Linked DNA regions of Homo sapiens: region 2 is linked to region 1. Evidence: chromatin contacts called from ENCODE Hi-C or POLR2A ChIA-PET data. All regions are on one chromosome and are shown on one strand. The core of a region is the stretch at or near the end of the contact, and the rest is flanking DNA. Distances in the headings are between cores, read along the strand shown.

Region 1 (5,846 bases), core at 1,942-4,441:
GTTTTAAAGATGTGACTGCATCATCTAATTTGGTTTTTAAATAATTCTTCTGGCTGCTGGGCAGCGGACCAAAGGCCTAGGGTAGGGAGGGGAGTAGAAGGGAAGGTGTGGAAACAGGGCTGGTGGAGAAAAGTTGTCCTCTTCCAACTAGAAGTAGTGTGTGGCATGAGCTATGGAGGTGGGAAGATGGTCGGTACATTCTGGAGTTGGTGTGGACAGGACTAATGTTGAACAGGACATGGGTGGGACAGGAGGGGAGACTACAACTTTAGGGTTGACAAACATAATCACTTCTGCGCTGAGCTATTGGTAATTTCCCAAAAAGGGGCTGTCACTTGTCACCCCTTCATCCTCCATGGCCTGCCTGGGATATTAGGACAGTGCCTTGAGACCTTCCTGGGGAGGCAGCACCCTCACCATCACACAGACTTTTTGGAACAGGGGCCAAGCTTCTCTCCATGGGCACCCCAGATTCTTGAGGTTGAGGGAGAGATACGTAGTGTGAGAGACTATTTCTGGGGATTCTGAGTGCCTGCATGAACAGAGTACTCCATGGTCCCTCCCCAGTCCCCAGCCCCTGGAGAGGCACTGCATTCTGCAGCCCAAGTGTCTGCAAATCCTGGCAAAGGGAACTTCAACAGACCTCAGAATTGTCCTTTTTTTGTAAGTCTCTGAAAGCCCCTGGATGATTGGAATTTTTGAAGCAAGCTTACATGGTACAGGACTGATGTATTAGTAGTGATATCAGACCTTCTGCTCCCAGGTGAGTGGACCCATTGGGCACTTACTGGCATAGTGCTGCCCCGATTCCAGGTACTGGGGCTATCTTCACAGCCCCATTACAAACCCAACATTGTAAGTAAGTACCCCCATTTTTCTAAGAGATGGCTTAAGTATTTTTTTCTATGTCTTTTCTCATTCCCCTGGTTCCCCACTTCCTACTTAGCCGTTTAGAAATGCAAATATATCCTTTTTCCTCCCCTTCACCAGACTCCCTACAGGGCAAATTCATCTACATGCTCCAAGACAGAACTCTTGAGAGTTAACAGTCAATTTACAAACCAAAGCATGCCCCTTAAGAAACTCTCACCCTCCAGGAGGTTGCCTCAAAAGAGAACAGCCTGCCCATTAGGGCACCAGCAGTGACCAGCTCAACCACCTGGTACCACCACCAGCTCAACCACCTAGACACCAAGCTAACACTCGGACCCCTCACCTTGCCTGCTTCCTCCTCTGCCTTTAAAACAAATTTTTTTTTTTTTTTTTTTTTTGGCAGACAGGTTCTCACTCTGTCACCCAGGCTGGAGTGCCCTGGTGCGATCTCCACTTACTGCAATCTCCACCTCCTAGGCTCAAGCAATCTTGCAACCTCAACCTCGCAAATAGCTGGGACTACAAGTGCACACCACCGCACTCGGCTAATTTTTTGTATTTTTTGTAGAGATGGGGTTTCATGATGTTGCCCAGGCTGGTCTCAAACTCCTGAGCTCAAGCAATCCGCCTGCCTCAGCATTCCAAAGCTCTGGGATTACAGGTGTGAGCCACCATGCCCAGCCCCTCCCCTGCCTTTTAAAAGTGCCCACTTTCTGTTCCAAAAATGAAGTGATACATTCAAAGGCAAGGTGGACACCAGTGCTTCTTCCCGTAAGCTAGCTTTGAAAATAAATCAATTTCTTTATAGCGGACCTCGCTCTTATTCAATGGACTCTGCAGGCAGCAAGCGACTGTCCCACCAGCCTTTTAGTTACAATGCGGATGTCCCTTTCCGTCTTTTACAGCCACACGTTAAGATTTTTAACAATGAAGACCATATTTCTAAATGCAAATTAAAACTGAAAAATGTGGGTATGGTGGCACACACCTATAATCCCGGCTGCTCCGGAGGCTGAGGCGGAAGGATCACTTGAGCCCAGGAGTTTGAAGCTGCAGTGAGCCATGATTGCATCACTGAGCCTGGGGTCACAGAGCAAGACTCTGCCTCTAAAAAAATTAAAATTTAACTTTAAAAATCCTGAAAAATTTAATGCTACTACACCTCCCCCAGAATTGATAAGACTAAAAAGACTGACCCACCCAGTGTCGATAAGGATTTGGGGCAAGCAGACTTCCCGTACATGGCTGGCAGGAGTATAAATTGGTCCAACCATGTTGGGCATCTGTTTGGCAGTGTCCAATGAAATTAACATACATATGCTTTGTTACTCAGCAATCCCACTTTGAAGTACACCCAAGAGAAACGAGAGCATGTGTTTACCAAAAGACACGTACAAGAATATGCTTAGCAGCACTATCTGTCATAGCCAATGAGTAGTCTATTCATACAATGGAATACTATACAGCCACGAGAAAGAATGAATTATTACTGCACACAATATCATGGATGAATCACACCAACATAACATGGAAAGGAGCCAGACACAGAACTGCACATATTTTACACATCCATTTATATAAAGTTCATAAATAGACTAAACGCTCTCTGCTGCTAGATGTCAGCTGTGGGAAAGTGGACCCGTCTGAGACGGGGCCCGAGGGGCCTGCCAGTAATGTCCTGTTCTTTACCTGGGTGGTAGTTAAGTGGCTGTGGTCACTTCTGAAAATTCATCACACTGTTCGCCAATAATTTGTGCATCTTTCTGTGGGTATTACACTTCAACAGAGTTTTGTAAGAGACCATATTCCATAACTCAGTCACTCAAATGGATCTTCAGAAGACTTGTTGAGAATGGATCAAATGGGTCGTCACCATGTTGAGAATAGTATAGAGAACCACTTGGGGCTCTAGTGGCCATTCCAAAGGAGGAATTCCAGAATGTTCTGAGCCAGGAGTGGGTAACCTCAGTAGTGGCTGGGCCCCCAGGGGCCTGGGTGGACAACATCCTTATGGGGAGTGAGAGAGAAGCCCTTTGGTCTAAGGAGGGGCCTGCTTGCCTGTGGGTGACCCCGAGCAGCTCTGATTTTGCTTCCTTTGCTGAGGGCCCAACCCTGAGGCCATTAATTATGGGGCATTGTTTGTCCATTGACTTATGGACACTTTAAAAACATAACTGTATTAGGTTTGGGAATTTTGATCCTGTGCCTGCCCTGGAAGCCTAAGGAGACTGGCCGGAAGTGTTACACAATGGGGAGGTTCCCGAGAGGTCCCCGCGGCTTTGCCGGACTCAGCCAGCCAAGGGATTTCCCTGCTTCCCGTGGGTTCTTCCTCTCCCGCCCCATCGCTTGGGTCACATTGTGGCTGTTCAGGAAACTGCCTGCTTTCAGGAGCACCAGGGGGCTGCCGTCCTTGTTTGGGCATGAGAGTTTGATCCCTGGCAGGTCCTGGTGAGGTCACAGCACCTGAGTCTGTCCCATGGGCAGTCAGGGTCTGGAAGTTGGGTGGGCCACTGGGGGTCCCTGGAGGGCTCCACCCTGTGTGAGCCCTGGGAAGCTTTGCACGCCTCCCAGAAACAAACCTTTGCTCACCCCAGTCACGAGCGAATTTTTCTCTCAGGGTCAACCTCTTCCAGGTTTCACCACAAGGCAGAACAAACAACCCTTGAGGCAGTTGTCTTTCTAGTTTGCTCCAGAGCTGAGTCAAGAAGGAACAGCTGACGGGGACTTAGTAGAACACCAGAGCTCCCACTGATGGCCGGGGAAGAGGGTCGGATGGCTGGGCAGTAGAGGCCCCCAGCTCTCAGTGCTGGCCATTGGCTTGATTCAACACTTACTTATTGCATGCCTACTCATACTAGGCACAGGGCCAGGCCCTAGTGATTAATTTGAATGGGTTGACATAATAAAATAAGTACATTTTAAAATTATATTAGAAGATGATAAGGGCTACTGTGAAGAAAAAACATTTTATAAAGCTGGTAGAGGAGATAGGGGCGGTGTTTTTAATGAGAGGGCCTCCTGCGAAAGTGTAAGCAGAGTCTTAAAGGGTGAGTGAGCTGGGTGGAGGCTGGGGAAGGCTGCTCCAGGCACAGGAGGAGCCGTGCAGAGGCTGGGAGGCCTCTCTGCCAACAAGCGGCTCTGGTGTGTTTAAGGACCAACAAGGGGCCGGTATGGCCAGGGTGGAGAGGAGATGAGAGAAGGAATAGGTCCAGATTGTGCAGGGTCTTCCAGACCATCTTAAGAAATTTGGTTTTACTCTGAGATGGGGTAGGATGTCATCAGACTAACATGAAGCCAGTCCCCAGGTTGGTGACTAGAAAAACCAGCTGCAGTAAGAATCAAAAGTCTTAAAAATGTTTCTGCCTTCTTATTCAGTTAAATGCATTCTTAGGCATCTTCCTTAAAAGAAGAATGGAAAATATTGCAAAGATTTCTGTTTTAGAATTCACTCATTCATTTTTTAAAAAATACGTATATAGCTGCTCATAAAAGCTTTGATTGTAATGGTGAAAAAACTGAAAGCCAAAAAGTCAAAAAGAGAAGGCACAAATCAACACATTATTGGACACAAATTTGATGGATTGTTATACACATAGCCGTTAAAAACCATTTTTCAGGCTGGGTGAGGTGGCTCACGCCTGTAATCCCAGTACTTTGGGAGGCCAAGGTGGGCAGAACATCTGAGGTCAGGAGTTCGAGACCAGCCTGGCCAACATGGTGAAACCCCGTCTATACTAAAAATACAAAAATAAGCCTGGTGTGGTGGTGTGCGCCTGAAGTCCCAGCTACTCGGGAAGCTGGGGCAGGAGAATCACTTGAACCTGGGAGGCAGAAGTTGCAGTGAGCCGAGATAGGGCCACTGCACTCCAGCCTGGGCGACAGAGCGAGACTCCATCTTAAAAAAAAAAAAAAAAAAAAAAAAAACAGCCATTTTTCCAAAAAGATTTAATGATGAGGGAAAATGTTTAAAGCATACAAATGAAAGAAACAGGATAACTTATGTTTGATAAGATCATTTTTAAAATTTTAAAATTTTATTTATTTATTAAATTATTTTTTTGAGACGTCTCTCTGTCCCCCAGGCTGGAGTGCAGTGGCGTGATCTTGGCTCACTGCATCATCTGCCTCCTGGGTTCAAGCGATTCTTCTGCCTCAGCCTCCTAAGTAGCTCGAATTACAGGCATGCGCCACCATGCCCAGCTAAATTTTTTTGCATTTTTTAGTAGAGACAGGATTTCACCATGTTAGCCAGGCTGGTCTCGAACTCCTAGCTTCAGGTGATCTGCCCGCCTTGGCCTCCCAAGTGTTGAGATTACAGGCATGAGCCACTGCGCCCAGCCTCTCAATTTGCTTTTGAAAATATACAGCATACATGTGACATTGATTTGCCTTGAAAACATGATGCTAAGTGAAAGAAGCCAGTCACAAAAGACTACACAGCATGTGATTCTATTTACATGAAAGGTCCAGAACAGGCAAATCCATAGAAACACAAAGTCCATTTGTGATCGCCAGGGGCTGGGTTGGGCTGGGGGAGGGGAGCAACTGCTAGGGGGATACCTTTTTGGGGTGATGAAAATATTCTAAAATCAAATAGTGGCGAGAGTTGTATCAACTCTGTGAATATACTGAAAACCACCAAGTTGTACACTTTAAAAGAACAAATTTTATGGTATACAAATTTTATTGAAATAAAGCTATTATTTAAAAATGTACCTATAGGCAATTGAAAAAAGACTGGAAAGAAATCCGATAAAATATTAGATGATAGGGTTTATTTCCTAACTTATTCATTTTCTTCTATACATTCCCCTATATTTTCCAAAGTTTTCACAATGTAAATCCACGATTTATTCATCGTACCCACGCACATTGGTTAAGAAACTCAGTCATTGTAAATCTGTAAAAAGACAAAAAAGGGGCAAACATTGCCTATAACAGAGCCTTCTCGGGGACTTCCTGTGACTCTCACC
Region 2 (5,846 bases), core at 1,730-4,229, 56 kb before region 1:
GCTATGGTTCCCAGAGAGCCTCACTGCATAAGGCTGCCCTTTTTCTTTTCTTCCTGTGAATAGCACCAAGCCATTTTGAAACAAGAATTCCTTAAAATAGTTTTTGTTTAAAGAAACAAGAAGCACCATCTCTTTATCGACTGTATGTTAACAGCAGTCAGCCAGTGAGCAGAAGCTTCTTTCAGCTTCAGGGCCTGAGGCTTGCAGGGGGACCCCCAGACCTCACCCACCCAGGGAGCTGCTTTCTCATAGGCACATCCCACAAATACTCCAGACACTAGATGACATTTTTATAGGTTTCTGTTTCCCTATATAGTGAAGTTGTTATTGCAGAAATGAGAGGACACTTTTGCAAATGACCAGAAGTCTGCACTTTCTAGGGGTGTCTTCTGGAGCTGCACTGAGCCACCGAGCAGCGCTGTCTGATAGAACCTTCTGCACTGATGGCAATGTTCTTGCACCACGAGTGGTCGCTGAGCACGCAACATGTGGGTACTGTGACCGATAAATTAAATGTTTAATTTCATTTAAATCAAATTAATTTAAATCTTTACACATAGCCACATATGGCTACTGACCTGGGCAGTGCAGCTTATGAGCAAAGGACACCCTGAACTTGGGCTGCCTCCGGTTGGGGCTGAGTTTGGGACGTAAGTATATGCACAGTTACATGGGTGCCCCTGGTGTGTGTCACACACGGCTGGAGTCCAGAAAGAAAGCAGCAATGGTTTCTTCTCCAGCTGAAGTCTTTTCTAGGATTGAGTCCAAGTTGCAGAGGTTTATGCCCTGCCCTTGGCCTGGGGTGATGACCTTGACCCTGGTCATCAGAGCAGCCAGGAAGAGCTCAGATTTAATGTCTGCTAGTGTCAAGAGCTTTCATGCAAGCAGTCTTCTTCGCCTCTGGGACACTCGGCTTGGGGGTTGTGTGTTTACCCACCCCCCACCCCCCAACCTTATCTTGGGGAGGAAATTGAGGCTCAGAAAATGTCAGTGCTCTGCCTGAGCTTCTCAGTGAAAAAGTGGTCAAGTCAGGATTCGAACCCAGGTCCACTGAGGCCCATGATACCCAGCACTCAGAGTTGTGCTTTTTCCTTGGCAGTAAGTGCTGCTGCCGTGAACTTTCTCCCACACTTTTTCTTGCAGTTCCTGAGCAACCGGACATACACTGGGCTCTGGTTGCTGGGACACCAGAGTTGAGAGGTCAGCATAGGAGGCTCCACTCACTTCGGTCCTGTGACAATGGACTCATGACCATTCATGACATCTCCAGCCTTGATGCCCCACCCCCACTACTGCCCATGAGTCTTATGTTAAAAATAACAATGAACGACAAGAACTGGGGCTCTGCAGTCAGAAGGACAACATATGTTTTCCATTTTCTTCTTTCTCTTCCCTGCTTCTCTAAAAGTGGATTAAATATGAAAAAGCACTTCCCGAACGCTTGGGAGACACTGGGAAGGATTGTCCAATGGAGAAATTATTCTCCAGAGAATTTCTTAAAAGCCACTTGTTTTTAAGAAAACACATAAAACTCTTAATTATAAAATTCACACATATTCGTTAAAGAAAACTTGGAAAACACAGATGAATATAAAGAAAGAAAAATGCATTGACATTCTACTCAAAGAATCTTCACTAAACGTTTGCTATAGTCCTTTTCAATTTTTTTTTCCTATGCACAAAAAATGTATATTTTTGTTTGCCTGCTGTAGTTATAACTATATATTTTAGGGTGATTGTATGATTGTGGTGGGAAGATTCAAACCCTCCCTGGGGTCAAAGGAATGATTTGAGATCCCTACTTTTCAAACCTTCTGGGTATAAAGGACCTGTTTTTTTTTAAATTTCCAACCCATCACTGACCACATATGAAGCAGCACGCTATGTGTCACTGACCTTGTGGGTTCACTGTCGCCCCACCTGGGTCATGTTGAGTCCAGCAGACACTTGATTGGGTGCCAGAGCAATGTCAGATTGCTCTAAAAGTTTCTAAGCAATCACTCTGCTTCCACACTGATTTCTTTATGGCAGAACTGGCCTGACCATGATCACCAAACTACAGCCCTTGGGCCAAATCCTGCCTACCACTAGGTGTGAGCTAAGGATGGTTTTTATATTTTAAATGGTTGGGGGAAAAAATCAGAACAATGTTTCATGACATGAAAATTCCAAGAAATTCAAATTTAAAAAATTCAAATTTCAAAAATCAATGAAATTCAATTTTGAAAAGTCTCTTCGAGATAGAGCCATGCTCATTCCTTTGCACATATGTGGCTGCTTTCTCAGTACAACGACAGAATCAAGTCGCCGAGACAGGGACCGACCATCCTGGCCTAAAATGCCTGAAATATTTACCATCTGGCTCTTTACAGAAAAGTTTTGCTGACCCTGATCCAGTTCAATGGTTCCCACATTTGCTGCTTTTTATAATCATTGGAAACTTAAAAAAACAGTACAGCTCGCCAGTCCCCTCCCCGCCCCAGGTGACTGTGACGTCAGCAGTTCTGGGACGCAGCAGCCAGGTGTGCCCTCAAGCGGCTTTCCCAGGACGGGGCCCGCGGCTCTGTTCAGAGTCTCCTTTGGGACAAAACCCCTTGTGTCCCGAGCTGCTCCAAATGTGGTCCCCGCCACAACATTCCCCGTGGGTCCAGCCCTTTCCGGGCACCCTGTAGCTGGGGTTCACTTCCTCCTCAGCCCTCTGCACCATGACCTCGGCCTCCTTCTTCCTCGCAGCCTGCAGCAGGCCCCCTGGGCTTTCCCGATGTCACCCCAGCCAGGGCCTCCTCGGGCTCTCCCCAGCAGAGGGTTTCTAGAATTCTTGGCCTGCCCCCCCGGGGCGGCTGGGAGGAGCAGCCTGGCCCCACGTCCTGAGGGCCCGGCCACAGGGCTCGCCTCGTCTGGGCCCCACGCAGCTCCCACCCTCTGGTTTATGCTTCTGGCACCAGCACTGGAGTCCTGAGCCAAATGCACACATGGCCTGAGCAGTTCTGTGGGGGAGTGGAGAGGAGTGAGCTGGAAGGGAGAGAGCTGATAAAGCCGCGTCTCTGCCTGTGCGGATTCCTTGTCTTTCCTGAATTCCTTCCTCACTCCTCCATTTTTATATTTCTCATTCCTTTCCTCCTCGCTCCGTTCCCTCTTCCTTCTTTCTCCTCCTTACCCTGCTACTTCTCTCTCTGGCATTGTTACCCCTCCTGCCTTGAGTTTTTGAGTCAGATCTGCTACTTCTAGGACAACCCCCTCTTCCTGAATGGGATGTGGGACACAGCGGCTCAGGCTTCGGGGCTGGAAATGTGCTCACTTTATTCAGGGAAAATGTGTTCCGGTCCTGTCCTCAGAGAGCTCACAGTTTATGAGAGAGCCAGACAAGCCGCAGGCAATTTTATGTGTACATATGTGCTATTTGTTTGTTTGTTTGAGACAGGGTCTTGCTCTGTCGCTCAGGCTGGAGTGCAGTGGCAATCTTAGCTCACTGCGGCCTCAACTTCCTGGGCTCAAGCAGTCCTCCTGCTTCAGCCTCTCAAGTAGCTGGGACAACAGGCACCCCTCACCACACCCAGCTAATTTAAAATTTTTTTGTTGTTGAGATGGGGTCTCGCTATGTTGCCCAGGCAGGTTTAGAACTCCTGGCCTCGAGTAGTCTCCCTGCTTCGGCCTCCCATGGTGCTAGGATTACAGGTGTGAGCCACTGCACCTGGCCATGTGTTGTTTTTAAAATTTTTCTTTAATTGAAAAACAATAATTGTATATATTTATGAGTTATGATGTGATGTTTTGATATGTGTATACATTGTGGAATGATTATATCAAGCTAATTAACATATCTATCACCTCACATATTTACCATTTTTTTTGTAGTGAAAACATTTAAAATCTATTATTTTAGCAATTTTGAAATACACAATGCTTTATTATTAACTGTGGTCATCATGCTGTGCAATAGCTCTTAAAAACTTATTCCTGGCCGGGCACGGTGGCTCACGCCTGTAATCCCAGCACTTTGGGAGGCCGCGGCGGGTGGATCACAAGGTCAGGAGATCGAGACCATCCTGGCTAACACGGTGAAACCCCGTCTCTACTAAAAATACAAAAAATTAGCCAGGCATGGTGGCGGGCGCTTGTAGTCCCAGCTACTCAGGAGCCTGAGGCCGGAGAATGCGTGAGCCCCGGAGGCGGAGCTTGCCGTAAGCCGAGATCGCACCACTGCCCTCCAGCCTGGGCCACAGAGCAAGACTCTGCCTCAAAAAAAAAAAAAAAAAAAAAAAAAAAAACTTATTCCTTCAGTCTAACTAGAAATTCATATTATTTGGTCAACGCCCTCCCCGCTTGCCCCCAGCTCCTGGTAACCACCATTCCATGCTCTATTATTATAAATTCAACCTTTTTAGATCCTCAGATGAGTGAAATCTTGTGCTATATGTCTCCCTGTGCCTGGCTTATTTCACTAAGCACAGTGTCTTCCAGGTTCACCCGTGTTGTCACAAATGACAGGATTTTATTCTTTTTAAAGGGATAATAGTGCTCCATTGTGCATATAACCACCTTTTCTTTATCTCTTCCTCTGTCGATAGACACAGGTTGGTTCCATATATTGGGAATAGTGCTCAATGAGCATGGGAGCGCAGACATCTCAGACACACTGACTTCATTTCCTTTGGCTATATGCTCAGTGGTGGGACTGCTGGATATGGTAATTCTATCTTTCAGTTTTTTTTTTTTTTTTTGAGACAGAGTCTCTGTCTTTCGCCCAGGCTGGAGTTCAGTGGCACGAACTCAGCTCACTGCAAGCTCCACCTCCCAGGTTCACGCCGTTCTCCTGCCTCAGCCTCCCGAGTAGCTGGGACTACGGACACCCGCCACCAAGCCCGGCTAATTTTTTTTTTTTTGTATTTTTTAGTAGAGACGGGGTTTCACCATGTTAGCCAGGATGGTCTTGATCTGCTGACCTCATCATCCACCCGCCTCGGCATCCCAAAGTGCTGGGATTACAGGCGTGAGCCACCGCGCCCGGCCTATCTTTCAGTTTTTTAAGCAATCTTCATACTGTTTTCTGTAATGACTGTCCTAATTTAATTCCCACCAATAGAACCATAGGCTATTTAAATAGTGCCCTAAGGGGCAGCCTAGGGGTAAGAACAGGGCACTTGGTCAGGTAGCACCCAGCAAGAGCCCATCCTGGCTGTGTGTTATGTAAGGGGGAAAAGGTGATCAACTCAGTGCAGGGAATGCTGGAACTAAGTCATGTTCAGGGTAGACAGTGGCATCTGCCCATGGAAGCCGTGGACATGCCCCTTCTTAAGACCCATGGACACTCCCCTCACTGAAACCCACAACATGGTCTTAAGTAAGGGAGGCTCAGGAGCAGATTTATACTTTAGAAAACTCATCCTGGCTACAGTGGGGAAAGTAGAACTGGGGGGTACCAATCTAAAGTCAGGAAGGCCATTCTAATCCAGAGAGATGAGGCAGGCCTAAACTCGGGCTGGAGAGGAGGGAGCGGCTTTGAGGGATATTTAGGATTTGGGGGTTGGAAGTGAGGCATGAGGGAAAGTCATGATGAGGAAAGGATGACATCCAGTTTCTAGTGTGGTTCTCTCAGTGGATGGTGTTCTGTCAGTTACTTCTGTAATAATGCTGCATAACCAATAAGCCCACAGTCTCAGTGGTTTACATCAACAAAGATTTTATTTCACATCCATGAGACTGAAGGCTGGCTGCCGTTGGCTGATCTTGAATGGGCTTGTCTGGGCCAGACTTCTGATTGGGTTCAGGATGTTCCACATGACCTCATTCTGGAGCCTAAGCCAAAGGGCAGTAACTATCTGGTGGAAAATCATGGGAGGGAAGAT

What was found. A loop is a pair of places that touch in the nucleus more often than their neighbours do. ChIA-PET counts read pairs that join two places held with the same protein, here RNA polymerase II (POLR2A). Pooled maps may share reads with other maps.
Region 2: a loop to region 1 is called in a map of Right ventricle myocardium inferior, with 3 times the contacts of the local background. The contact joins two enhancer-like sites. A Hi-C loop is called at or near these places in 5 of 168 maps with a recorded cell type or tissue (HepG2, IMR-90, Right ventricle myocardium inferior and 2 more) and 1 of 50 pooled maps. POLR2A ChIA-PET finds 5 or more read pairs at or near these places in 3 of 52 experiments (AG04450, OCI-LY7 and activated T-cell).

Annotation. Positions count from the first base shown.
Region 1 is chr20:17,747,921-17,753,766 of GRCh38, reverse strand. No RefSeq gene overlaps it. Among named protein-coding and RNA genes, the nearest start is that of BANF2, 51 kb to the right of the region's middle. RefSeq lists enhancers at 638-1,343, 2,669-3,221. Within about 2 kb of position 3,191, at least 10 of the 41 ENCODE cell types and tissues checked have a DNase peak (open chromatin) inside an H3K27ac peak, as active enhancers do.
Region 2 is chr20:17,803,949-17,809,794 of GRCh38, reverse strand. No RefSeq gene overlaps it. Among named protein-coding and RNA genes, the nearest start is that of BANF2, 110 kb to the right of the region's middle. Within about 2 kb of position 2,979, at least 23 of the 41 ENCODE cell types and tissues checked have a DNase peak (open chromatin) inside an H3K27ac peak, as active enhancers do.